5 separate regions of the Mus musculus genome follow, and all the other regions are linked to region 1. Evidence: chromatin loops called from intact Hi-C (ENCODE). Cell type or tissue: left cerebral cortex. All regions are shown on one strand.

Region 1 (5,000 bases):
GCCACCATGCAGTTGTTGGGATTTGAACTCAGAACCTTTGGAAAAGCAGTCAGTGCTCTTAACTGCTGAGCCATCTCTCCAGACCCACATTTCTGAATTCTTACAGAAAAAAAAAATTCACCCAAGAAACGAGTCCCCTTGGGGACAGACTCACCTTGTATTGTCAGCCGCAGGCTGGTGTGGCACCTCTTAGAGCTTTCTGGCAGTATAGTTTCCTTTACAGCAAGGTCAGAATGTCCCTGCTGGCGAACTCCTCTGTGTTTTGACTTATAAAACCAGATCCAAGGAGCATCCATAACCCATGAACGCCTTAAAGGCAAACTGGAGGCCAGCAGATGCTAGGCAATCATGGTGGCCACAGCCAGCATCCCTTTCATTGAATGCTTTGGGCAGGAAGTTCTGCCTCTTCAGAGGAAGGATCCGGAAGGCCTGGTGACCCTAGTGTGACACAAAAGAGGATAGAAAATGCCAGATGTTCCCATTCTCCTTGCGAGAGTGGCGCTGTAAACTGTCGGAAAGGTGGCACCGACCGCAATGCGCATGTGTGTAATAACCTGTACAATTCCTTTTCCAGGCCAGCTTTTTTAAAGGCTGCAGAAAACTTCACCCTCTTGGTAAAGAACAACATCTGGTACCCCAAGTTTAATTTCAGCAAGTAAGTGGGGGCCGGGCAATAGGCATTCACGCGCCTCTTAAAAAGAACTTCTGGGGGCTGAGAGATGGCTCAACGGTTAAGAGCACTGACTGCTCTTCCGAAGGTCCTGAGTTCAAATCCCAGCAACCACATGGTGGCTCATAACCATCCATAACGAGATCTGGTGCCCACTTCTGGTGTCTGAAGACAGCTACAGTGTACTTACATATAATAAATAAATAAAATTAAAAAAAAAAAAAAGATTTATAAAAAAGAACTTCTGGCTCTCCCCGAAGCTGCCCTTGCTCAGACTCTCTGCTTCCTCCCCTACTTCAGGAGGAATATCCTCCCCAACATTACCACCTCCTACCTCAAGTCGTGCATTTATAATGCGCGGACGGATCCCTTCTGCCCCATATTCCGTCTTGGCCAAATCGTGGCGGATGCGGGCCACAGCTTTCAGGAGATGGCAGTGGAGGTAGGTGCCAGCATGGTTTTCCTCGCATCTTACCTGCCCCAGGATCCCGGCCCCAGCGTGAGCTTGAGTTCCGAAAGCCTCCCCTGCTTTCCCCACAGGGAGGCATCATGGGTATCCAGATCAAGTGGGACTGCAACCTTGACAGAGCTGCCTCCCACTGCCTGCCCAGATATTCCTTCCGGCGCCTCGACACTCGGGACTTAGAACACAACGTGTCTCCTGGCTACAATTTCAGGTACCGCTCACGCGTTGGGAGGATGCGTACATGTGGTTCAAGCCCAGGGCACATCCTGAGACCTGTCTCACTAAAATATAAGAGGCTGCACTGAGCCGGGCGGTGGTGGCACACGCCTTTAATCCCAGCACTTGGGAGGCAGAAGCAGGCGGATTTCTAGGTTCGAGGCCAGCCTGGTCTACAAAGTGAGTTCCGGGGCAACCAGGGCTATACAGAGAAGCCCTGTCTCGAAAAGAAAAAAAAAAAAAAAAAAAAAAAAAAAAGAGGCTGCACTGAAACTAGCCAGCTGAAGATGCTGCTGTATCTGTTTCCCCGGGCTCTAGTAACAGATGACACCGAACAGCTCGAAACAACAGAATTTTATTCTTCGATAGTTCTGAAACCAGAAGTCTGTAGGATTATGTTGCTGTGAACTCTGCGGTCTGATGCCGTAAACTCCTGAACCCCCACCATCACCCCAAGTGCTGGGATTAGAGGTGTGCACCCGCCACACCCACCTTCTCTCTTCTATTTATGGACGGCTAGGAACTTGCTGTGTAGACCGGGTTGGTTCGATCTTCTCTTCAAGAACATTAGATTTAGGGTTAACCTTAATCTGGCATGACCTCTCTTTAACTAATTACATCTGCAAAATAAGATCACCTTTGCAGGTGGAGATGAATTTGAGAAGGGACACTATTAAATCCAGGACACCTGGGAATGTGAGCGAGGCCTGGGAACACCATTGCCATTTTTCAAAAGCAGCCAAATCCTGTGTACAGTTAACGAGCATTTATTTGCTAGGTCAGTTTTCAAAGTTGCCCTTGACTCCCTCTAGTGGTAGCTTGTGGTATCAAATTTGCGTGGGGTAGTAAGAAGGCTTTCTTGAGACTAGGGCAGCTATTCGAACTCCCCCCAACCCCCACACCAGGGTGGGGTCAGATTTGTATGGTTCTGTCTCTGTCTCAGGGTTCTTAGGGGCCACGGTGGAGACCTAAAGCTTGGAATCCTAGAACTGAGAAGTTGACGGATCTCACACACACCCAGACCGTAGCCAGCACCAGTCTCACCTGAGGGTCCCAAGCCTGGACCAATAGCATAGAAGCTGTGGCACAGATAAATCCCAGACTTGAGATTCTGATAGAAAGCTAACTAAGGCTGGGGCCGGGCAGAGCGGTGATAGGGGCAAGGTTTCTTCGGAGAATCTCCATATTGCATATTTAGGAACTAATTGACCTTTTAGTTTCCCGGGACAGCTGGGATTACAGACTTCCCTGGTTTGCATTCTGTAGCCTGGAGGGTGAGCTGAGTTGGTGTCTTATCTCAATTGTGTATCTCAATCCAGCCAATGAGACTAAAATGGCAGGTGGTAGCCAGGGGGGGAGCCCAGAGGCGTGGTGTATCCCACCTGGAGCCAAGCTCCAGCCGGGCTGTGAGCCCCGGGGCTGGCTCAGTCCCCATCCTTCCATGCAGTCTTGTAGATCCCCACTGGCTGACAAGTTCTGTTAGTGCACAGGGTCCCCTGGAGAGAGGCAGGGGATGATGATATGACCCAGCTGTATCATCAGGAAGGCCGTTCAGAGCAAAAGGGCTCCCATCCTGGGGTAGGATGCTGGTGGCAGAGGAGTCCCTCTGCTCCTCCGGGAGGGGTCCTGGCTCCTCCTGCTACATTGCCTCACATTAACTAGGAGGCTGACCTGGGGGGGGGAGGGTGCTTGGTGTCTGCGAAGCCACTGGAGCAACTCGTTAACCAAGACAAGTTGTGCTCAGGGACTTGGGTCCTGCGCTAACAGTCCCTGCCTGGGACCCCAAGATCTGCACTTATTCTCCACCCTACCCTCTTTTCCTCCAGGTTTGCCAAGTACTACAGGGACCTTGCTGGCAATGAGCAACGCACACTCACCAAGGCATATGGCATCCGCTTTGACATCATCGTGTTTGGAAAGGTAGGCCCTCCTCTGAACCCTGCTTGGAGAGAGAAAGCCTCCCACTGTCCTATTTTCTGTCATCACCCCCATTAGAACACTTTGGTTCTCCTCCTGTCTTCCGCCAGGCTGGCAAGTTTGACATCATCCCAACCATGATCAATGTTGGCTCTGGCTTGGCGCTCCTAGGGGTGGTGAGTGTTTTAGAGCGGTTTCCTTGTCTGGACCTTTCTTACTCGTCAGCAGCTTAGTGAGCAAGCGCTGGCCTTCCCCTAAACCTCAGACTTGACTCTAGACTGGATGCCGTTTGGGGTGAGGAGAAAGATTCCCTAGAAATCCCACCTCTGAGACCAAGCCGGTTGGTCTCAGTCCAGTCTGATGCAGAGAAACGGAGATGCCATTCCTCCTTGGTAGGTTAGATCTCAGAGGAAGGGGGTCTTATAAAGCATCCTGGTTTATTCTGTGCTAAATCAGGCGACCGTGCTGTGTGACGTCATAGTCCTCTACTGTATGAAGAAGAGATACTACTACCGGGACAAGAAATATAAGTATGTGGAAGACTACGAGCAGGTAAGCACCTGTACCCAGCGCAGGCACGAAGTGTGAGCGTCTTGCCTTTGTCCCTTGTCCCCACGGAGAGCACCGAGCAAAGGCCCTTCTACCGAGGCTGGCACGGGTCAGCTGATCACCCCAGCAGTTACACCTGTAGTAGCATGGCTTTTCCTCTCTTCAGATAGACTCCCTCTTTAAAACCCAGCTGTGTCTTACCTTCTATTTATCACTGTCACACCTTGACTGTGACAATGGATCTCCATCCACATGGTACTTTCATTCATCCTCAGAACGAGGGTTTTGTACCTTACTGTGAGACTCTCTAGAACTAACTGGAGACCTCTCTGTTGCTAAGATCTCCCCACAAGCCCTCAGGAGAGGCACCAAGCCGCTGCCTGCCGTAGGTGGTTGGGGATCTGGTGGCAACACGGGCTGGGTAGTCACTCGTTTACCCCTCTTCGCAGGGTCTTTCCGGAGAGACGGACCAGTGATGCCTAACCCTACATTTCAATCCCACTCAGCCTGTGATGCAGAAATATGGGAGACTTGGCTGCTGCGTCTGTCACTCTAGAGACGGTTCCAGAGTCTCACTCGGTCTCCACTCCACAAATACTCAGGGTTGCCCGAGCACGTCTTGTATTGTTTTTTTGTGGGTTTTGAGCCCGGGTCCTGCTCTGCAGCTCAGATGGGCTTCAGATTCAAGATCCTCCTGCTTCAACCTCCAGGGGTGCTGGAATCCCACACGTCCATAACAGCACCCACTTCCCACGGGAGTTCCGGCATTTTTACATTTTACAGGTTCATTGTACACATCTCAGGCTGGCCTCAAACTCCAAGACATCCAAGAAACCCTATTAATCTCATTGTGCATATGGGGGGGGGGTCATTTGCACACTACACACAATGGATTTCTGGTGTGCTGTTGGCTGGGTCACCTGTTGCTTATACAATGTGAGTGTACTGAGGTAAGGGGAATATGGGAGCAGAGACACGGCTGTGGCTTACGGACAGGCCCAGTCCTTGGAGGCACAGCAGCTCTGTCCAAGCACTTTATAAGGAAGGAGGCTCCCCCAGGTGCCGTCAGGAGGCCTGGGATACTATTCCTCTTCCCTATGACCAGAGAAGTTGTCCTCGGAACAAAGGCAGGGTTAGCTTTTCCTTTCATAAGGGCTGTGTTGAAATGACCTAGGACCAAAC
Region 2 (5,000 bases), 300 kb before region 1:
GCTGAACACAATCACTCATCTGTGAAATATTTTTGAATCATCTGAAAACGCAACAATCCCTTTAGCTGAAGCAGCATAGAAAAAAGGCAATTGTAGTGAAGCATTAGATGTAAAGAATTGAGGAAACACTTGAATGCATCAATGGCATGGGCCTCAGGAACACAGACATAATTCCCCAACATAGCTCTTCAGTTCTCACTAGCGGGAGCATTCCCAGCCACAGGAACATCCACGTCCTCATAGCTCTGCTTGTTTTGAATTGCTCTGGTCAGCCGTTCTGGGACCCACAGCTGTTGTGATCCTGGGGAAACACAAGCAAACTCTCTCTCCCAAACCAATTGAGAGCACTCCTCTCTCACCTGATTCAGCCCCTCATTACCTCTCTGGAGTTCTACGTCACATCTTTATCTTCTATGCAATTTCTCACTAACTTCCAGACTGGCAAAACCCCTTTTGGTAAAACCCTCTGTTCCTCTGCAAACCTCAATTCCCCATGGTGCTTGGTGCAACTTGTCCCAAAACCGTGAACCTTAACTTGTCCCCAAAAACGGGAGCCTTAACTTGTCCCAAAACCGGGAACCTTAACTTGTCCCAAAACCGGGAACCTTATCATTACTTTGTGCCTGCTTCCTGGCAACTTTATATTTGCCTCTATTTTATCCGAGGTCCTTCCCAAAACTCCTGGGTTATTTTGTGCCTGCTTCCTGGCAACTTTATATTTGCCTCTATTTTATCCGAGGTCCTTCCCAAACTCCTGGGGTAGTAAGTTTCTCTTACTGTGAACTTACCCTGCTGGCAAACACTGACTGCTGAAAGTTCTGAACTCGTTGGTGGGGGAGTCGGTTCCCCGAATGGGCCACCAATTGTCACGTCCACTCTCGACCAACAAGAACGACACGACCACCAGTCCTTCTAACAGCAGTTTATTCAGCAAACTTCAGTCTCCCTCTCTCTCTCTTCATCTTTTTCTCTCCCAACTTTATCTCTCTCTCTCTAACCCCGGGCCTCTCACTCTTATATACTCTCAGTCCCCATCCACTCACAGCAGGCCATATCACCTCACCAGGCACGCAGCTTCAGCCAATCAGGGCAGCAGGGGCATGTCTCCACCAAAATGGATTCGCCAGTATCCTGGTGCACCTGCGCAGCTCTCATGAAGGTTGTGGCTTATTTTCAGGTGTATGAGGAAGTCAGGTGCAAGTCATAAGACTTAGCTGCAGTCCTGGGCACCTTCTTGGGACTGCTGCCACACCCACTCCTCACGTGGGGTCAAGATGTCTTTGTCATAGGCTAGTGAGATGGTTGAGTGGTTAAGAGCACTGGCTGTTCTTCCAAGGTCCGGAACTCATTTCTCAGCAACCACATGGTGGCTCACAACCAACTATAAAGGTATCTGATGCTATCTTCTGGTGTGTCTGAAGACAGCTACAGTGTATACTCATATACATAAAATAAATAACTAAATCTTTTTTAAAAAATGGCCTTGAATCTCAAATTTAAGCAAACAGCTTCAGTTGTTTACATTTTAATTGCATGTAGTTATTTATTTTGTGCGAGTGAGAGGCACATGCGGCTGTCTCAGAGGACAACGTGAAGGAGTCAGGTCTCTCCTCCCACACAGGGGATTGAATTTACAAAACTAGCCTTGCTGATAAGTGGTTTTACTCTCAGGCTGCCCAGCTTCAACATTTGAAAGTTTTGGTTTCCTTGTCGGCAAAGAAGGACTGACAATTCAAAGTACTTATTTGTTTGTTTGTTTGTTTGTTTGTTTTAAGCGTTTTCAAACAGGGTTTCTCTGCGTATCCCTAGCTGTCCTGGAACTCACCCTATAAACCAGGCTAATCTTTAACTCACAGAGATCGGCCCAACTCCCAAGTGCTAGAATTAAACCACCCCCTGCCAACGTTGTTATTTATTTATTGAATATGAGTACACCATTGCTCTCTTCAGACACACCAGAAGAGGGCATCAGATCCCATTAAATGTGGTTTTGAGCAACCATGCGGTTGCTGAGAATTGAACTCAGGATCTCTGGTATAGCAGTCGGTGCTCTTAACCACTGAGCCATCTCTCCAGATCCAAGTTGTTGTTGTTTGTTTGTTTGTTTGTTTCAATGTATTTTTATGAGTATCTGCATGCCTGAGTGTGTATGTCTGTGCACCACATGCATGTATGTGCCCATAGACGCCAGAGGAAGGAGTCGGATGCCCTGGAGCTGGCCTTTCAGACTGTTGTGAGCCACCAGGTAGGTGCTAGGAACCGAATTCCCCTGCAAGAGCATGCAGTTTTAATTTCTGAGGCGGCTCTCTCCCTCTATGGAAATGGCTTCAGCATTGCGATTTGTGAATATGCAATGCAGTAACGAGTTCGTAAAGGCTTGAGATGTTGACAGTGGGGCGATCAGAGATCCAGCTCATCCCTGTAACTATCTTTTCTTCGCACTTGGATCTAGCGGGTCACTTGGACGGGCAAGCCATGCCTTGCACCAAGGAATCTATTCCCAGTGACAGGGACAAGAGTCGCCAGGAGAGGGGGGCGTGCCACCTTCGCCTAGGACGCTCCCGTAGTTGGAGAAAGCCAGCCCTTGCGCGCCTGATTCGAAAATTCAATTTTTAACTGTCCGTTTTCCGCCTCCGCTGTGTTTAGGATGAACTCCTGTGCATTGTTACTAGCCTCCGCGAGGCATCCATTCCTCTCAGGCTGTCTTTAGCGCAGCAAAACTACGATTCCTACTGGGATGGCTTTGAAGATGATGATGATGGAGAAAACCCTTTCGCCGCTGCTTCTTTTTACTCAGGCACGTCCGTGGCTACCTCCATCTTCGGGGGGCGGAGCCGCGTCTGGACCGGAAGGACCCCGGCGCCGTCTCCATTTTGGAACTTTCCCCGAGCCTCTGCTCTCGGTTCCCGGGAGTTCTGTCCGCCGCTGCCGGTGCCGCGGTGTCGCCGGGGGCCACGGTGTTGCCGGGCAGGATGAGTGTGATAGACCACGTGCGGGACATGGCGGCTGCGGGACTGCACTCCAACGTGCGGCTCCTCAGCAGCCTGCTGCTCACCATGAGTAACAACAACCCGTGAGTTGGAGAGGCGGGGAGGTGGCGGTCCCGGGAGCCGGGGTTGGCGGTGGCGGGGGGACGGTGTGGTCCCGCGGAGGGCTGCGCGGGATCCGGCCTCGGTGGCCTCGGAGTTCTGGCTCCTTCCAGAACGACGAAGTCCCCTGAGTCCCGGGGACCCAGTCCACCGAGTGTCAGCCGTGGGGGTGCCACCCCAGCGGAGGGAGGGGACCCCACTTTCCGAGACTGAGAGCATCGGTGGCGGGCGCGGTGGCGCCTTTTTTTAATTTAAAAGGAACCCTGGCAGTCTAATGTAAGGCCCGACATTGCCGCCGGGGAGTGACTGGTTTTGTGTGGTTGTGTTTACAAACAGGGGTCTCCTGTAGCCCAGGCTAGCCTGCCCCAGGCTGTGTGTGTGTGTGTGTGTAGTCAAGGAAGACCTTGACCTTCTTACCCTCCTGCCTACGCCTCCCAGAAGCTGGGGGGGGGGGGTTAACTGGTGTTTTACACCCCCACCATGCTCTCAGTGTGCGTGTGGACCTTGGGGATCGAACCAGGGATTTCAGGCGTGCTAGGCAAAACACTACCGATGGAGTGACAGTTCTATCTAGCCGGGTTTACTGCGTCTCAAAGGAAGCCCGGGACAGTTGTAGGCTTGAATTGCCTGTAAGGGCCTTGCTTAAAAATTTCCCCATCATTGCTCACTCTTCGACGTGGCTCCGCAAGTCAACCTAGTCATTCCTTTTCTCTAATTTCTCCTCCTGCCCGAGCGCTCTCAGAGCAAGCATTGGCACCGGTGGCTTCACTTTAGAACCGCTGCCTGAGCCGGGCAGTGGTGGCGCATGCCTTTAGTCCCAGCACTTGGGAGGCAGAGGCAGGCGGATTTCTGAGTTCGAGGCCAGCCTGGTGTACAGAGTGAGTTCCAGGACAGCCAGGGCTACACAGAGAAACCTTGTCTCAAAACAAAACAAAACAAAAAAAAATGCTAAGGAAATGTGTTTATTACAGGGAGGTCCAGTAGGTCGACCAAGATCACACCCTGGAGAACATAGAGGAGCGAGTGGATCTGTCTATGATTGGAGATAGTTTGTATTTCAGTCCACCACTGTCTAGTGCTTCCAAAGAACATTACAGTAGCCTTCTACTCCGTGCAGACATTTGCATTTGGCGTGGCTGAGGCTAGTCTAGTGAGACAGCCAAAGGGCTGTGAGGGGCCTGTAATTCAGTCACTACCCCCCACTCCAATTCATTAGTGTGCTTTGGACCGACTAGGCACACACATCATTTGGTCACCAGCTTCTTTTTTTTTTTTTTTTTAAAGATTTTATTTATTTATTTATTTTTATTTATTATATGTAAGTACACTGTAACTGTCTTCAGACACTCCAGAAGAGGGCATCAGATCTCATTACGGGTGGTTGTGAGCCACCATGTGGTTGCTGGGATTTGAACTTCGGACCTTCGGAAGAGCAGTCGGGTGCTCTTACCCACTGAGCCATCTCACCAGCCCGGTCACCAGCTTCTTAGTGTGACACGAGGGACACTGGTCTCTGTCAGCCTTCTGTGTTGATGTTGAGGACTTTTCCCCAGAATCTTAGTGGTGCTTCATAGCAAATGGTTTCCTGTGTTGGGGATAATGCCCTAATCTTTACTCTTGGGTCGGGACAACGTTCTAGCACTGTTTGAACGCTATAGAGCGTCCTCCTCTAGTTAGACTGAATTGGGCTAACCCATGCTTTTCCACGTTAGGTTAGATTGGCAAGTTCTTAGCTACAGGAAGCAGATAAGTTCTGACCTTCATCCTTTATGTTTTGATATTTGTTGAAGAGACAGTGTACACACTGTCCAAAAACAAAATAAGACTGATAACATAGTTCAGTGGTAGAATTCTTACCTAAAATGCCTTGCAGCTGGATCTAGCCTTTACAGTTACCTAAGATATCGCTCT
Region 3 (5,000 bases), 83 kb before region 1:
AGCATCACAGATGTCAGGGGAGGAGTTAGTCCAAGAAATAGAGAGTAAGTGGCCGTGCTAGTGATCGAGTCCCAGAGGCCAAGCAACATAAGGAATACATATATGTCCAGTAAAACTGGCCACTGAGGAGTATGGGTAATCTTATTAATAACAGCTCTCTGTGGTTTGAATAGGAACGGCCCCCACAGACTTGAATGCTTGGTCACCAGGGCATGGCACTATTAGGGAGTCGGGGTGGGCTTTGAGGTCTCAAATGCTCAAGGCAGGCCTAGTCAGTCAGTCTGTCTGTCTGTCTCCCTTTCTCCCTCCCCGTTCTCTCTCTCTTCCTGCTGCCCACTGATCCAAATGTAGAATTCTGAGCTTCTCCAGTACCATGCCTGCTTGCACGCCATGATGATAATGGACTAAGCCTCCAAACCCATAAGCCATCTCCAATTAAATAACGGCTTTCCTTTATAAGAGTTGCTGTGGCCATGGTGTCTCTCCACAGCAATGGAACGCAGACTAAGACAACAGCCTTCACGGACTGTTATAGTAGTGAAAGAAAGAGCCCCAAGGGATATACCATAGAAGATCCATGGGAAAGGCTCAGCAGGGGATGCAAGAGAAGCCATATACCGATCTGCTTGTTCTGGGCATTTCTAGAGATGGGATCATGAGATGTCCTTCTGTGTCTGGCTCCTTTCACGTCTCCCTAGGCTCATCCACGCTATAGTAAGCACCTGCTCCTCACTCCTTTGCATGACTGAGTACTGCTGTTCTGTCATACGGATGTGCCACGGTTTTGTTGATGCGTTCTTTAGCGGATGGATATTTTTTGGACTTGTACGCCCATTCGTTGCTATATCCCCTAGCTCCTTAGACTCCTGGAGGGGGGGGTGGTGAAGAAATGAATGCAGGGAAGGAACTGAACCGTCAGAAGCCATGGAGTTGTTACAATATGAAGCCAGGTTTGGAAATCAGGCAGCTAGCCCTCTAGTTCTACCCACTAGACTTTACTGCTCTAATGGAAGCCCTTTGGCCTACTATTTGTTACATTCATCTTTGGTGTGTGTGTGTGTGTGTGTGTGTAGCTTGCGTGACCACCTGTGCATATTTGTGCACAGTTTTAATGGAGTCAGTTCTCTCCAAGTATTCGGGTCCTGGGGACCGAACTCAGGTCATCAGGCTTGATGGCACCTTCGTCATCTCACTGGTCCCATTTATTGAAGGTTACTGTACTCCTCCGAGTTTTGAAAGAGTAGCGACAAAGGTCAGGGCAGAGTTAAGAGAAAGCGGTAAGAGTGTGCTGGCTAGGGGCTGGCGAGATGGCTCAGTGGTTAAGAGCGCCGTCTGCTTTTCCAAAGGTCCCGAGTTCAAATCCGAGCAACCACATGGTGGCTCACAACTATCCGTAACGAGATCTGATGCCCTCTTCTGGAGTATCTGAGGACAGCTATAGTGTACTTACATATAATAAATAAATAAATGTTCAAAAAAAAAAAGTGTGCTGGCTAGAGAGGGCTACAGAGGGAAGCCCTTACCCCTCCGGGGCCTCCCGAGTAAACAGAGAGGGTTGGGAGACGCATCTAGCATCACTGCCTTCTAGTCCCTTGAACTGGAGCCAACAGGGGCAGGGGCCTTGATGTAGATCATAAGGAGGAGAAAGTACAAATTAAGTTAGGCTGGAAACATGTAAGTCTGCCTGGCCCATAATGCAGCAGGCAAGACAGCAGTAGGTTGGGATGCTTGCGGGGAGATGGTTCTTTCTCCCTAGGGAGGGATAACGCCTGAGTGACTGTTGCTTCCTTTCTCTAACGTCTAACATCCCACTTGTGCCTGGAAGATTCCAGGTCTCAGAGAAGCAGCAGCCATAGCCACGTTAGGACAGAGCCTCAGACACCAGGCTCTGCAGGTGCCTCATTTGAGGACGATCGGGTCTTTATCACCCAGGACCACCGATCCACTGTGTAAACCGTGTGGGAAAGGCCTGCTTTATACATCCTGCTTTCCTACAGCCTGTCGGAGCAGGGTTTCAGCCCTGGTGTGGTCCCTCGCAACTATAGTCCCAGAATTTGTGAGCTGGAGGTGTGGGAAAGATGAAGGCTTAAGGGTCAGTCTCAGCCTCACAGTAAGTTACAGAGAAGTCTGAGTTACACGAGACCCTGTCTCAAAACAAAACAAATAGAGAATAAAACAACAAAACCGCACAGCAAAAAAAAAAAAAAAAAAAAAAAAAAAAAATCAACCAAACAAGATTTCCTCTCAACTCCACCTTCCTCAGAATTCTACAATGAGGCTACCTCTTCTACTATTTGGAGATAGCATTGGTCCTCTCTCATGAGGTGTCTCCATGGTCAGGAGGGATACTGGATGCAGCTTTGTTCTTGGTGGTCTAGGACTGACTGGACCATGAGATGACCTCCCGGGTCCCGAGCAGGATGAAGTGTAGATGGAGGAGAGAGTGAGACAAGCGTGGATATAATCTTCCCATCCCACAATGAATCTGATCTGGCAGCCATCTTTGGCAGACCAGAGTATCCCGTGGAGCAGCGGAGGACAAAGATGCCATTCAGTCATCGGGTGCACCTGTACATGTGGACTGAACAAAGGGTTGTCCGGAAAACAAAGGGATAATCTCTGTGGGGTGCGGTGGGGCTCACCTATAATCCCAGCACTCGGGAGGTGGAGGCAGGAGGATCAGAAGTTCATAGCTAGCCTTGAGTGAGTAACAAATCTAAGGTCAGCCTGGCTGCTTGAGAACAGGTCTCAAACAGGCAACAAAAGAAATGGATGGGTCTGAGTGGGGGTGGGGGGGCTTGAGGCAGTGGTCGCATCTAGGCCCTTGTCTGAGTCACACTGGGTCTTACAACATTTGAAGGACTGCCCTTTTCTCTCAAATGAAATGAGTTCCAAAAGAGCACAAGGAAAGGGGGTGGGGAGGGGGAATTTTAAAAATGCCCATCTTCTGAACACCATCTTTGTGCGGGCGTCTGGGGGAGGCTAGCGGGGCGGGGTCATCTGCCAGCCAGGCCTGTAGGACTTGGTTCTTGTTTATTCCACTCACATTCAGGGCAGTTGCCAGGACCCGCCCCCGCTGCAGTCACTGGAGGAACTGGAAGTTAACCGTTCCTGCTGAGAAATCGGTGTGTTTCCTTTGGCTGCTCCTAGGTGAGGGTTTGCTGTGGTCTAGCCTGGGAAGTAGGTCTAGCCCAAGTCCAGCCTGAACAGAGCGAGCCTGTCGCCATGCCGGCTTGCTGCAGCTGGAACGATGTCTTGCAGTATGAGACAAACAAAGTCACCCGGATCCAGAGCACGAATTATGGCACCGTCAAGTGGGTCTTGCACATGATCGTCTTTTCCTACATTAGGTAAGCGGGGCGTGGGATGGGCCGATCTCTGCAGCACTGTACAGCGTCGGCAGCCCCACGAGGCAGCTGCTGGTGCACTGGCTGGATTCTATGTGGGTCCTTAAATCTGAGACACACTCTCATAGCCCGCTGGGAGGAAACAGTAAGAGGAAGCTGTGCTTGGCTGTAGCTGGAGGAAGCCGCAGAGAGAGAGGGTGGCAGACTGTGTGCCTCCCTTTGGCCTTTTCAACTGCAGCCAAGGCCTGCCAAGATGAGCGAGCAGGGCAGGGCATGCCCGGGGAACCTGGGAGACACAGGCCAACACCCTGGGCTCCCACAGAGATAAGGGGATTTCCCTTGTGGGCTCTGAATTATCCTCCTGCTTAGGAGAGATAGAACCAGGTTTGCAAATGTCGTTTTTAGAGCATCTTGGAGGTCCTTTAAAAACCTCTTATGAAGGTACAAAATGTGTACCCCGGACTTTCACTGATTTACAGTGTTCATGTCCATGGCTTTCCATGTATTCGTCGAGCTGTGCAGCGGTCACCAAAATCAAGAACATTTTCAGCCCAGTGTGGTGGTGCATGCCTTTAGTCCCAGCACTGGGGAGGCAGAGTCCAGCCTGTCTGTCTACAAAGCAAGTTCGAGGACAGCCAGGACGACACAGAGAAACCCTTTTTTTGAAAAACAAAACCAACCAAACAAGAACATTGTTTATCAGCCTAAAAGGTTGTCCCTTAGATCAGGGACCCACCAATCCATTTTCTGTTCCTGTGGATTTACATATGTATGTATGTATGTATGTATGTATGTATGTGTGTATGTGTATGTGTATGTGTATGTGTATGTGTATGTGTATGTGTATATGTGTATGTATACACACACACATATATTTCATATAAATAGAATCACATGGCATGCGGTCCTTTGCGACTGACTCTTCCTCTTAGCATGTTTTCAGTGTTCAGGTATGTGTTAGAGCGAGTGTGTTGATGCTGTAGACTATTTATGACTGGATAACACTCCACTGTATGTAAGTACAATACTATATAAGTAGACAGCCCTCTAGAGACTTCTTACTCATTCACCAGATTTACTTGGGGTTGCTTCTCTCTTTGTTACCTGGACATATGTCCTAATCTCTCCTGGGTTTACCTGGGGCTGGGGTGGGAGAGGGGGACTTGTTAGGTCATGTGACAACTGCATGCACCCTGGTAGGCACTGCTAGACTGTCCTCTGTGGCAGCTTCACCTTTTCACCTTAGAGCATCCGTCTCCACTCTGTCCACATCCTCACCAACGGGCGATGCTGTGGCTTTCAGACTGGAACTAACCTAGTGGGTGTGAAGTGCTCTCTCATTGTGGCTTTGGCTCCCGTTTCCCTGATGATGATAAGGATGGTGCTTTTGACGACGTGTGTGGTGTTGCTGTAGTTTACAGAGAGTGAGAGTGGCCTCTGAGTGTGTGCCTGTTGGTGTGTAAGGGGGTCTGTGTGCATGTGGAGGCTAGGGGTGAGCTACCTGAAGCTTACAGCTGGACTGGCTTGGCCATCAAGCACCCAGAATCCTACAGTTTCTGCCTCCCCAGTGTTGGGCTTACAGGCACCTGCTGCTATGCTCAGTTTTTTTACGTGGGTGCTGTGGGTCGAAGTTGTATCTTTCTGCCTTCACGA
Region 4 (5,000 bases), 77 kb before region 1:
GGGACAGCTGGCTCCTCGGCTCCACCGCACCACTCCTGAATAGACTGCTGCATACCCACAGGGCTTCTGGAGTCCGTGCCAGCTCAGCCTCCCTGGCTGTTGACACAGCACTGGGCCAGGGATTAGCAGCATCAGGCTGGTGTTACAGTGTCTCAGAGGGGAGGCCCCGGGGGGCTGGAGAAACCAGCAGGGCCCAGGCTGCAGACAGAACTGAGCTTTATATTGAGGGCCCTGGGAAACATCAAGAGGAAGGCGACCTCTTCCTGTCTTCTAGCCACTATGTTTCCATCATGTCTCCTTTTCTGCCTGTCAGGCCACACACACACACACACACACACACACACACACACACACACGTCTCTTTCACAGGGACACTGAGCATTTGAGACTCACCCAGGTTACCTAAGGTGAACTTAAATCTCAAAGTCCTCAGTCTCATGTCCTCAGTTGCATGTCCTCAGTCACACGTCCTCAGTCACACGTCCTCAGTCACATGTCCTCAGTCACATGACTCAGTCACATGTCCTCAGTCACATGTCCTCAGTCACACGTCCTCAGTCACATGACTCAGTCACATGTCCTCAATCACACGTCCTCAGTCACACGTCCTCAGTCACATGTCCTCAGTCACATGACTCAGTCACATGTCCTCAGTCACATGTCCTCAGTCACACGTCCTCAGTCACATGACTCAGTCACATGTCCTCAATCACACGTCCTCAGTCACACGTCCTCAGTCACACGTCCTCAGTCACATGACTCAGTCACATGTCCTCAGTCACATGTCCTCAGTCACATGTCCTAAGTCACACGTCCTCAGTCACATGTCCTCAGTCACATGACTCAGTCACATGTCCTCAGTCGCACGTCCTCAGTCACACGTCCTCAGTCACATGTCCTCAGTCACACGTCCTCAGCCATGTGTCGTCTAGACGGCACTCCCTGATAAGGTACCACTGCTTGGTTCCAGAGATGAGTGAGGATCGGCAATCCTTGGGCTCCTGCTACAGGATGGGTGACTGGGAGGATCCAGCCTATTCAGAAGGCAGCTGCAGCTGAGGTACTGGTGTCCGGGTCTCACATTGTTGGTTTTGTGGGTTCCCGCTGGGCAGTGGTCCACAGAGACCTTTATTCTGACTATGCAGTGCCTAAGTGAATCCAGCCTTTGATCACATGATAGATCACATGATGAACTGTCTTTTTTAACAAGATTTACAAATCTCCTCGGTGGCCAGAGTCACATAGCCAGTCGGCGGCCGAGCCAAAATCGAACTTTCACAGTCACTAAGCTCATCCAGACTTCATCCAGAGTTCACGCTCACCCTGGAGACTGGAGGGGACAGGACCAAGACCTGGAGGGAGACTAAACTGTATTGGATCACCTGGTTGTGAACTGATGGTGGCCTGGCCTGAGGAGGTGACAGTGACAGAGGACAGGTGGAGTTGAATAACGTGAGGAAGATGAAGTAGTGGACTTTCTTTGATCTCGGTTTGCTGAGACGGGGCTTTAAGTAGCGCCATACATAGCTGTACCTAGCCTTGAACATCTACCCTCTGCCTCTGCCCCTGCCTCCACCACCACCCAAGTGGATACCACCAACCTATAGATAGTCATTGAAGCCATGGACATCGTCAATGGACCAGCAAGAGAGGTAACTAGATGAAAGCAAGAAGCTTTGAAGAGAGAGAGAGCCCTGAGTGGCACTAACATTCAAGGAGCAGGGAGATGCAGAACTTCCCAAAGCATTCTGAGACAGACGTCAGGGAGATCCAAGGAGGTCGGAAGAATGTAGACTCCTTGAGGCTGTGGTTAGAAAAAGAAGGAGAAGGAGAAGGAGAAGGAGAAGGAGAAGGAGAAGGAGAAGAAGAAGAAGAAGAAGAAGAAGAAGAAGAAGAAGAAGAAGAAGAAGAAGAAGAAGAAGAAGAAGAAGAAGAAGAAGAAGAAGAAGAAAGAAAGAAAGAAAGAAAGAAAGAAAGAAGAAGGAAGTCACTGGTGTCAGTCAGGGCATCTGCAGCAGGCCTGCTGGCCCCGGGAGGGAAGGGAGAGAGCACGGGTTGGCGAGGGAGGCTCTGGAGAAGCGGTGAGGTGGGGGTGGGAGCCAGACTGGAGTGGGTGGAGGAGTGAATGGAAGTGCGGAAATGGATGCGGTGACTCACTCTTTCAAAAGACTAGGCACCATAGGAGGAGTCAGGTCCTGCATTACGGCAGCAGAGAAGAATGGAGGGCGGGGGGTGGGGTGGGGGGGGAAGGTTTATTTTTAAGATGGGAATATTATATTTAAATGCAGAAGAGGAAAAGAGGGAGACAGATCAATGAAAAATCACCACCATCACCATGGTCATCTTCACGGGGACCAGCCAGCAACCATGGGGGGGGAGGGAGCTTGCCTGGTCCTCTTCCTTTGGTAATCACCCTTGACAGGTGACAGGTCCATCCTGCACTCTACTCCTTCAGAGGGCTCTCACAGTTGTGTCATCTGTCCTCATCTCCAGACTGATACCCAAGGTGCTGTCTGGAACCCTTCATCTCAGTCATGTCCATGTAGACGGAGCTGCCATGACCCTTGTGGTCAGGGGTGGAGGCACGTGCCTTTAATCTTAGCACTCGGGAGGCAGAGACAGGAGGATATCTGTGAGGCCAGCATGGTCTACAAAGCCAGTCCAGGACAGCCAAGGGTGCTATCACACAGGGGGCGAAGAGACTGACTTGTGAAAGGCAGTGTGCAACACTGTTGCTTTGCTGATGTTCACTGCATGAAACAATGTAGCCTTCTGTAGTCTGGCCCAAGGAACTGAGCCACAAATGTGTAAATGTGTATGCCGTTGACCTGGGAAGAAGATGCTCCTACAGATGCTGCCCGGCCCCATGAGTGAGGGTGTGAGTACAGGAAGCAAAGCCTGAAGCGAGGCCCCAGCTCTTTGAAGAGGGAGGTCTCTCTCAGAGCTTTTGCTTTAGAGTTATCTTTGCTCAGAACTCTGGGGTTCCTTTAAAAGAAATAGGCAGACTTTGCTTCGAGTCACTTCCTCCCCTGGTGGTGCTCTGAGAACCTTCTCACCATGCTGCCCGTGAGCCACTTATGCAGCCATAAATCCGGGAAAGTCCTTGAAATCCATAGCATATGGATCGGGACGCTGAAGAACACCTTCCTAGGGGCCATCTGCGTCTATATCTGGTGAGTCCAGACAGAGCCAGTCCCAGGGCTCCCTGGCCCAACCTCTTTCTCTACCTCCACTGCATCCCTGCTCCTCCAGGCTACCCCTACTTTGGCCAGGGTCTCTGGGTGACCCTAGCTTCTTCTGTGTCTGATCTCTTCTGCCTGCCAGGTTCTCCAGTTCCTCTAAATCTCGCCCATCCTACCAGGTTCAGCTAGATTCCAGCCCCTTGATACTGTGTTTGCTCCAGGGACTGGTGGCTTTGCATGCACCCGAAAGCACTGACCATCTGTTTCTTAGAGCTAAGAGTCACTGGGATTACAGACTAGAGAATTATCACACACACACACTCCCATTCATGGACTGAACCCATGGCCCAGAGAAGAGGCCTAGCTTCTCTTGAATCATTCCATGAAATCAAGAGTTGGTGACTGGGGCCTGGGCGTGGTGGCACACGCTTTTAATCCCAGCACTTGGGAGGCAGAGGCAGGTGGATTTCTGAGTTCGAGGCCAGCCTGGTCTACAGATACAGAGTGAGTTCCAGGACAGCCAGGGCTACACAGAGAAACCCTGGCTCGAAAAACAAAACAAAAAACAAAACAACAACAACAAAAAAGAGTTGGTGATTGAATTGAACATTAGACTACTCTTTTTAAAGGGCAAGACGCTGCAGTCTCTCTTTGCCTCGTCCCTCCTTTGATTCATTTCTGGAATATGTTAGTAGAATTTTCGTGTTCATTATGATACAAAGGTCTATTACATTTCCAAAGCCTTTACTAGTTCAAAAAAGTTGGATTCAATTGGAGATTATCATGTGTTGCATAATTCTAGAATGGGGATGATACATCAGACTGAGGTAGAGCACCAGTTGCTCTGGGATGAAGTTGCAAGGTATAGCTTGAAAGAAAATCCCAAGTATTTCTATGTGATTTGAGGCCAGGGTGAGACAGAGCACTCGTAATTGGATTTGTCTACATGTGTTCTATTGCACTCTGCATCAGACATGCTGAGTGGGTCCCAAATCTGGATTTCTAGCTCTAACATCTTTTTTTTTAAACTGTCTACATTTTGTGCGCAGTCACGTGCTCATGTGCCCTGGTGTCCATGTGGAAGTCAGGGAATAATGTTCAGAAGTCAGTTCTTGCCTTCGGTCATCGGGTGGGTCCTGGGGATTGAACCCGGATTGTCAATCTTGTCAGCAAGTGATTTTATGCATGGAAACCACCTCACTAGACCAATGTGTTCCTTCTTTAATCCCTCCTGCAGAAACACTAGAATATACTGTGGATAATGTGATATCAATGTGCTTCTGTGCGACTTAAGAAACAGAGTCTGATGATCCAGCTCTGCTCCCTGTAAACTTATCCTTTGCCCCATTTCACTGTTTTTCCTCCATGAGCATCATCCTGACTTAGATCTCTGTTCCTTTGTTTTGATATTTCTATAGGCATCTGCCTATGTGTGATATTCATCTCACCTATGGAGGTGAAATTCATATAGCATAAAACTGACCACCTAAAAGGGGGAGGAATGAAGGACTATTTTAATGTAAAAATGTCATTTAATGTCACCAGTGTCATTTAAGAGGTACACGATATCCTGTAATAATGCCTTTGTCTACCAATGTATTTCTGTCATCTTAAAAGGAAGTAATATACCCATTAACGGCCCCTCTCCATTTCTCCTCTCCTGGCAACTATCCATTTTCCTTCTGTATAGATTTATTGATTCTGTGCATTTCTTATAAATGGAGGGTGTGGTGGCACATGCCTTTAATCCCAGCACTCAAGAGGCAGAGCTAGGAGGGGCTTTGTGAATTTGAAGGGTGTCCCGGTGTGGACCAGGAG
Region 5 (5,000 bases), 320 kb before region 1:
CATATTTGTGCTTGGTGTCCACAGAAGCCAAAGAGGGCATTGGAATTCCTAAAGCTGGTGTTTCAGATGGTTGTGAGCCACAATGTAGGTGCTGGAAACTGAAACCGGGCCCTCTGAAAAGCAGTCAGTGCCCTTAACCACTGAGCCTTCTCTACAGCCTGTGACTAAAGTTAGGGTCTTGCTGTCTAGCCTTGGCTGACCGGTACACCTCCTGATAATTGATTGGCCTTGTGACTCGGGTAAGGTAGTGTCTCCGAGCAGTATAAACTTGTGTATCCCTAAGATCAGGAATGTTGAACACTTTTAAAAATAGTTCCTGGCCATTTGTATCTCTTATTTTGAAAAGAGTCTGCTCATTCACCCATTTATTGATTGGTAGCTGGTGGTCTTGTTTGTGGGGGGTTTTTGTTTTGTTTTAGTTTTTGTTGGGGGGTGTTTGTGTTTTAGACAGGGTTTCTCTGTGTAGTCCTCGCTGTCCTGGAACTCGCACTGTAGACCAGGCTGGCCCCACACCAGAGCTGCCTGCCTCTGCCTCCCGAGTGCCGGGATTAAAGCTGAATTGTGATTTCTTTGATATGTGCTCACAGCTTGGTTTCCCAGTCTAGTCTGAGAAGTTTGGGATTATACACCCTTACTAATTATTGTTTGTAGCCATCAAGACGAAGTGTCCACTCTACCCTCAGCCGCACTCCGGATCCCCCATTCCATTTCTGAGGCAATTTTTCACTGTTCCCGAAGATTTTTTTCTAACACTGACAAGTCTTGAGATGTTCCGCCAACGGCGTCATCCTTTCTGTTGTTGCAGACACAGAGCCCAGACCCTGCAAATGTCTGGCCCGAGTTCCATGCCTGGTCTCCAAGCACACAGTTACAATTCCCACCTGTGTCCCCTTCCCCTTCCCCTTCCTTTTTCTGCCAGGTTATTTGACTTGACTTCCTCTTAAATGAATTTGTTTGCAACACTGGTTGAAATGTAAGTAAATTGAGTAGATCTGGCCATTCACTGCTTCTGAGAAGAAGGAGCAGGTGGGGAAAGACAGCCTTGAGGAGACCTGCAGTACTTAAAAGTTGCTGGCCAGTGAGCCCTGTCACACGGTTACAGATAACACATTGCTCTAGAAGATACAGCCAACTCAGAATGGAGAACATCCTAGCCACCTTCAAGCTGAGTCCTCCAGGGAGAAACAGAACACGTGAGGGTGACTGTCCCTCGTCCCAGAGGGGCTGGAACTGTTGGAGCAGATGTCTGAGATAGGGTTTGTCTGTAGCATGTGGGAGGCCCTGGGTTCGAGCCTCGGCTCTAGAAAAATCCTTTCCTGCTGTGCATGTATCTTTGCGTGCCTCTGTGTGCCAAGCTCTGTGTAGGTCTCCTCCGCCGTCTCCCTTAGGTGCTCTGGAGAAGTTTCCTTTCCTTAGGGGCGGGACGCTAAGGACAGGAAGGTAGAGTTAAAGTTCTGACGCTGACGCGGCCCTCAGAGAAGCACCAGCGAGGCTGTGAGGGAGTGGTAGCCCAGGCCAAGGCTGTCATGTGGTGCTGATGCAGCCAGCTGCTGCACGTCAAACCCGGGAAGTCTGACCTTTCAAAATGAAAAAGAGAGGACAGACTGCCAAAGAGATTGTGTAACGAGATGTGCGTCTGTCACAGAGTGCTCTGGCTTCCCTCAGTTAGTGGCAACTTAGAACCTGCTGGATTTAAGCCATGGTTTTCATAAAAAGAAGGAAATGTCCCCGATGTCCCTAAATAATTTGAGCATTTCTCCTGAGATGACAGTGCGTGGGCTCGAATAAAATTATATCAACACTTGGTTACACTGTGCTCGGGCTAAAGGGAAGGCTCAGAGGTTAAGAGCACTTCCTGCTCCTCCAGAGGACCTACATTGGCCTCACAAGCACCTGTAACTCCGGCTCCAAGGGACCTGGTGCCCTCTGACCTCTGTGGGTATCTGTGCACATGTGGCATACGTACAGACACACATGTAAGGGTTTTGTTTCCTTGGGTTTTTTGAGTTGGTTTGGTTTTGGTTTTGAAGACAGGGTTTCTTTGTGAAGCTCTGGCTTTCTTTGAACTCTTGGAACTCGCCTTGTAGACCAGGGTGGTCTCCAACCAATGGATCTACCTGCCTCTTCCTCCAGAGTGCTGGGAACAAAAGTGGGTACCACCACTGCCGGAATGTGTGCTGCACGGTTCCCTGGGAGCCCAGCAGAGGGCGCTAGATCCCCAGGAACTGAGCCCAGCAGAGCACCTGCAGCGCCTTCCTTGGTTTCCTTTATCCAGGTCTCAATCTTGTGCGGTAGGCTTGGTTGCCTGTGCTCGCCGCCTCTGGGTGTGAGGTTTGCCTTTGGTAATGGTCTCTGCCTTCTCTTGTCTCCCGCTTAGCCAAAGACACGGACATTGTGGATGAAGCCATCTACTACTTCAAGGCCAATGTCTTCTTCAAGAACTATGAAATTAAGGTAACTTCCAAGGAATGCTTAGTTTTCAGAAGGGGATAAAATTCTACCTGGAAGTCAGGTTGCTGTGAGGGCTAAATGGTGAGGGTGACTGTAGGATTTGAGACGAGACCCTGAGGAGGGTGCTGTGTTATAGTTTCTCTTCCTTTCTTGCTTTCTTGCTATCTTGCTTTCTTTATTTCAGATTATTTATTGTAGGCTGGGTGTGGTGGCACACACATTTAATCCCAACACTCAGGAGGCATCCACACAGGTGGATCTATGTGAGTACAGGACCAGCCTGGTCTACAGAGTTAGTTTCAGGATAGCCAGGGCTACACAAAGAAACCTTGTCTTGAAAAACCAAAAAGTCAAACAAGAAAAATTTAATGTGTGTGTGTGTGTGTGTGTGTCTGCGTAGAAGAAGGAGTTAAATCTCATGACTCAAGTTAGAAATGACTACAAACTACCACGTGTGTTGTGGGACAAACCCAGGTCCACTGCAAAAAGCAATCGCTCTGAGCTGCTGAGCCCTCACCTCACCCCTTCGTGCATTTTGATTCTTTCCGTTCTACACTTGTTACCGCTGTGCATGCCAGACGACCCACTGCCTGTTTTTGCAAATAAACCTCACTGGAGCACAGCCGTGCCTGTTTGTTTATGCATTCGCTGTGTCTGTTTTCGCACTGAACCGTGACTGACCAGTCACAACTGGTCATTAGCCACAAAACCTAAACAGCTCATTATCCGGCCTTGTCAGGGTTTGCCAAGCTCCGGTCTAGACGCATCTGTGTGTATTCAGTATTGATTAAGCACCCATGACATACCAGACCCATGTGCCCTGGTCCTTCCTGGGACCTCGCCCTCCTTCCCCTCCCTGAGGAGGGTGAGGAGGGTGGCCAGGGGCCTGGCTATAAAGGGGATGGATGGTACGAGACACACATTTCCTGAGCTACTGTGGTGAGCCAGGCACAAAGAAGGGCAAAGGATGTTCTTGACTGTGCTGTAAACTGTGTGGCTTCACCTTCTGCTCCCCTCAGGGATAGCAGAGTCCATCAGGTGTGGACTCTATCCAGTGCTGAGCACCGTGTCTGTAACCAACAGCTAGCCTGTGCTGTGCCAGTGAGAGCTGTGACAGGGACAGGCTAGATGCAGGGTTCGCCTGTCAGGAGCCAGAGGCTTGAAGGTTGTCCAAGAATGAGAGGCCAGCCAGGACTGTGGAGCAGAGACCCTGTCTCAGAACAAAGCAGAGAGCAGAGACACGTGTAATCTTTATCTGACTATAACTGTAAAACTGGGCACAGGCGACTGACATGTGATCAGTAGTCACCAGCTGTCTTCAATTCTTCCAGTCAGTGGAGATGTTGGGCCTGTGGAACTCTCCCAGAACTTGTCACGTGCAGTGGCTCCTTCCACTGCCAAGGAAGGGATGTATCTGTTCTCAGAGACACTCATGGGGAAAAGTTTTTTTTTAAAGTGAGCGCCCAGCTCTCCATTCTCCACCCTACACAGCATGAGGAAGGGGCTGTTGGCCAGGGCAACTGCACAGCTGGGTTTGGGGAAACTGGGCACCCTGTGGATGCCAGTGCGTAATGGAGGCAGAGATGCCCTGAACGGTCCGCCTCATGAGGTCATTGTGTTGTTTCTTCCCCCTTGTAGAATGAAGCGGACAGGACATTGATCTACATCACACTCTACATTTCTGAGTGTCTAAAGAAACTCCAAAAGGTAATGAGACTTGGCTTTTCACACACGAGGACAACAGCGAGAGATAGGCTAGCCCTCGCAGCCACCCGGGTCTGCCAAGACCCGAGGACAGGCTAACGTCTGATCTCTTCTGATGTGACCCCTAGGTGACTGACACGGAGGCAGAGGGCTGGGAGGTGTAGAGTGGACAGCAGCAGACAGCCGTGTTAGAGTCTCCCCCGTGTAAAGGCCTCAGCTGTTTCAAAAAGCTGACTCTGATGTCCATATGTATCTCTGCTTCAGACTTTAACTAGTAAGACCCTACTGTAGGGTAGAGGCGCACACCTTTAATCCCAGCGCTCAGGAGGCAGGAGCAGGTGGATCTCTGAGTTCGAGGCCAGCCTAGTTTGTGTCATGAGTTCAAGGACAGCAAAAGCTACATACTAAGGTTCTGTCTCAAAAAAATAAAAATAAAAGAAATTACTGTGTGCATTTATGAAGAGAAATGTGTGCCTATGTGGCAAGTTTGGTTTTTAGTATTTGAACTCCTGCTTTCCACTGCAGTAGTTTCTCTGGGCTTATTCCTTGGGAGCAGTGTTGAGAGGGCTGCAGGTTCAGGCACTGCAGACGGGCACTCACAGAACACCCACCCACGCGTACACCCCTGGCAGCTGCGTGCAGTGAAGGGTTGTATTTGGAGACTTACTCTCACGTACCAACGGTGTCCTTTGATTTTAGTGCAACTCCAAGAGCCAAGGCGAGAAGGAAATGTACACGCTAGGAATCACCAACTTCCCTATCCCCGGAGAGCCTGGCTTTCCTCTCAACGCCATTTATGCCAAGCCTGCGAGCAAACAGGAGGACGGTAAGAACAAGACTGGAAG

Evidence for each region. Hi-C counts contacts between places; a loop is a spot of excess contacts. Peaks named below come from ENCODE experiments on the same cell type or tissue, not always from the same donor. Only the 100,000 strongest peaks of a DNase experiment are listed, where the experiment ranks them.
Region 2: it touches region 1 in a loop (3-fold over the local background); 9 of 42 quality-filtered maps call a loop at or near these places.
Region 3: it touches region 1 in a loop (2.7-fold over the local background); 12 of 42 quality-filtered maps call a loop at or near these places.
Region 4: it touches region 1 in a loop (2.1-fold over the local background); 8 of 42 quality-filtered maps call a loop at or near these places.
Region 5: it touches region 1 in a loop (3.0-fold over the local background); 15 of 42 quality-filtered maps call a loop at or near these places.

Annotation. Positions count from the first base shown.
Region 1 is chr5:122,724,020-122,729,019 of GRCm38, forward strand. P2rx4 (purinergic receptor P2X, ligand-gated ion channel 4) reads left to right here. Exons shown (of 12, transcript NM_011026.3): 6 at 575-655; 7 at 971-1,112; 8 at 1,211-1,347; 9 at 3,179-3,272; 10 at 3,380-3,445; 11 at 3,726-3,821; 12 at 4,268-5,000. The coding sequence ends at 4,294. It also overlaps a transcript of Camkk2 not described here. Among named protein-coding and RNA genes, the nearest start is that of P2rx4, 19 kb to the left of the region's middle. In left cerebral cortex, CTCF peaks have their summits at 1,210 and 2,172 (motif pointing left); DNase peaks (open chromatin) are centred at 1,202, 2,159 and 3,355.
Region 2 is chr5:122,419,606-122,424,605 of GRCm38, forward strand. It overlaps Anapc7 (anaphase promoting complex subunit 7), which reads left to right and starts at 2,839. Exons shown (of 11, transcript NM_019805.4): 1 at 2,839-3,073. The coding sequence starts at 2,973. In left cerebral cortex, CTCF peaks have their summits at 1,962 (motif pointing right) and 2,573 (motif pointing right); DNase peaks (open chromatin) are centred at 2,607 and 2,791; H3K4me3 peaks cover 1,869 bases; H3K27ac peaks cover 1,333 bases.
Region 3 is chr5:122,640,849-122,645,848 of GRCm38, forward strand. P2rx7 (purinergic receptor P2X, ligand-gated ion channel, 7) reads left to right here and starts at 3,079. Exons shown (of 13, transcript NM_011027.4): 1 at 3,079-3,350. The coding sequence starts at 3,226. In left cerebral cortex, no CTCF peak of the experiment used is centred here; DNase peaks (open chromatin) are centred at 3,077 and 3,387; H3K4me3 peaks cover 1,055 bases; H3K27ac peaks cover 1,017 bases.
Region 4 is chr5:122,647,367-122,652,366 of GRCm38, forward strand. The region is part of intron 1 of P2rx7 (purinergic receptor P2X, ligand-gated ion channel, 7); the gene reads left to right. Among named protein-coding and RNA genes, the nearest start is that of P2rx7, 5.9 kb to the left of the region's middle. In left cerebral cortex, no CTCF peak of the experiment used is centred here; DNase peaks (open chromatin) are centred at 29, 2,134 and 3,024; H3K27ac peaks cover 1,998 bases.
Region 5 is chr5:122,399,270-122,404,269 of GRCm38, forward strand. It overlaps Arpc3 (actin related protein 2/3 complex, subunit 3), which reads left to right. Exons shown (of 7, transcript NM_019824.4): 3 at 2,378-2,454; 4 at 4,090-4,158; 5 at 4,855-4,981. Among named protein-coding and RNA genes, the nearest start is that of Gm32853, 8.5 kb to the left of the region's middle. In left cerebral cortex, a CTCF peak has its summit at 2,196 (motif pointing right); DNase peaks (open chromatin) are centred at 1,542, 2,207 and 3,800; H3K27ac peaks cover 1,857 bases.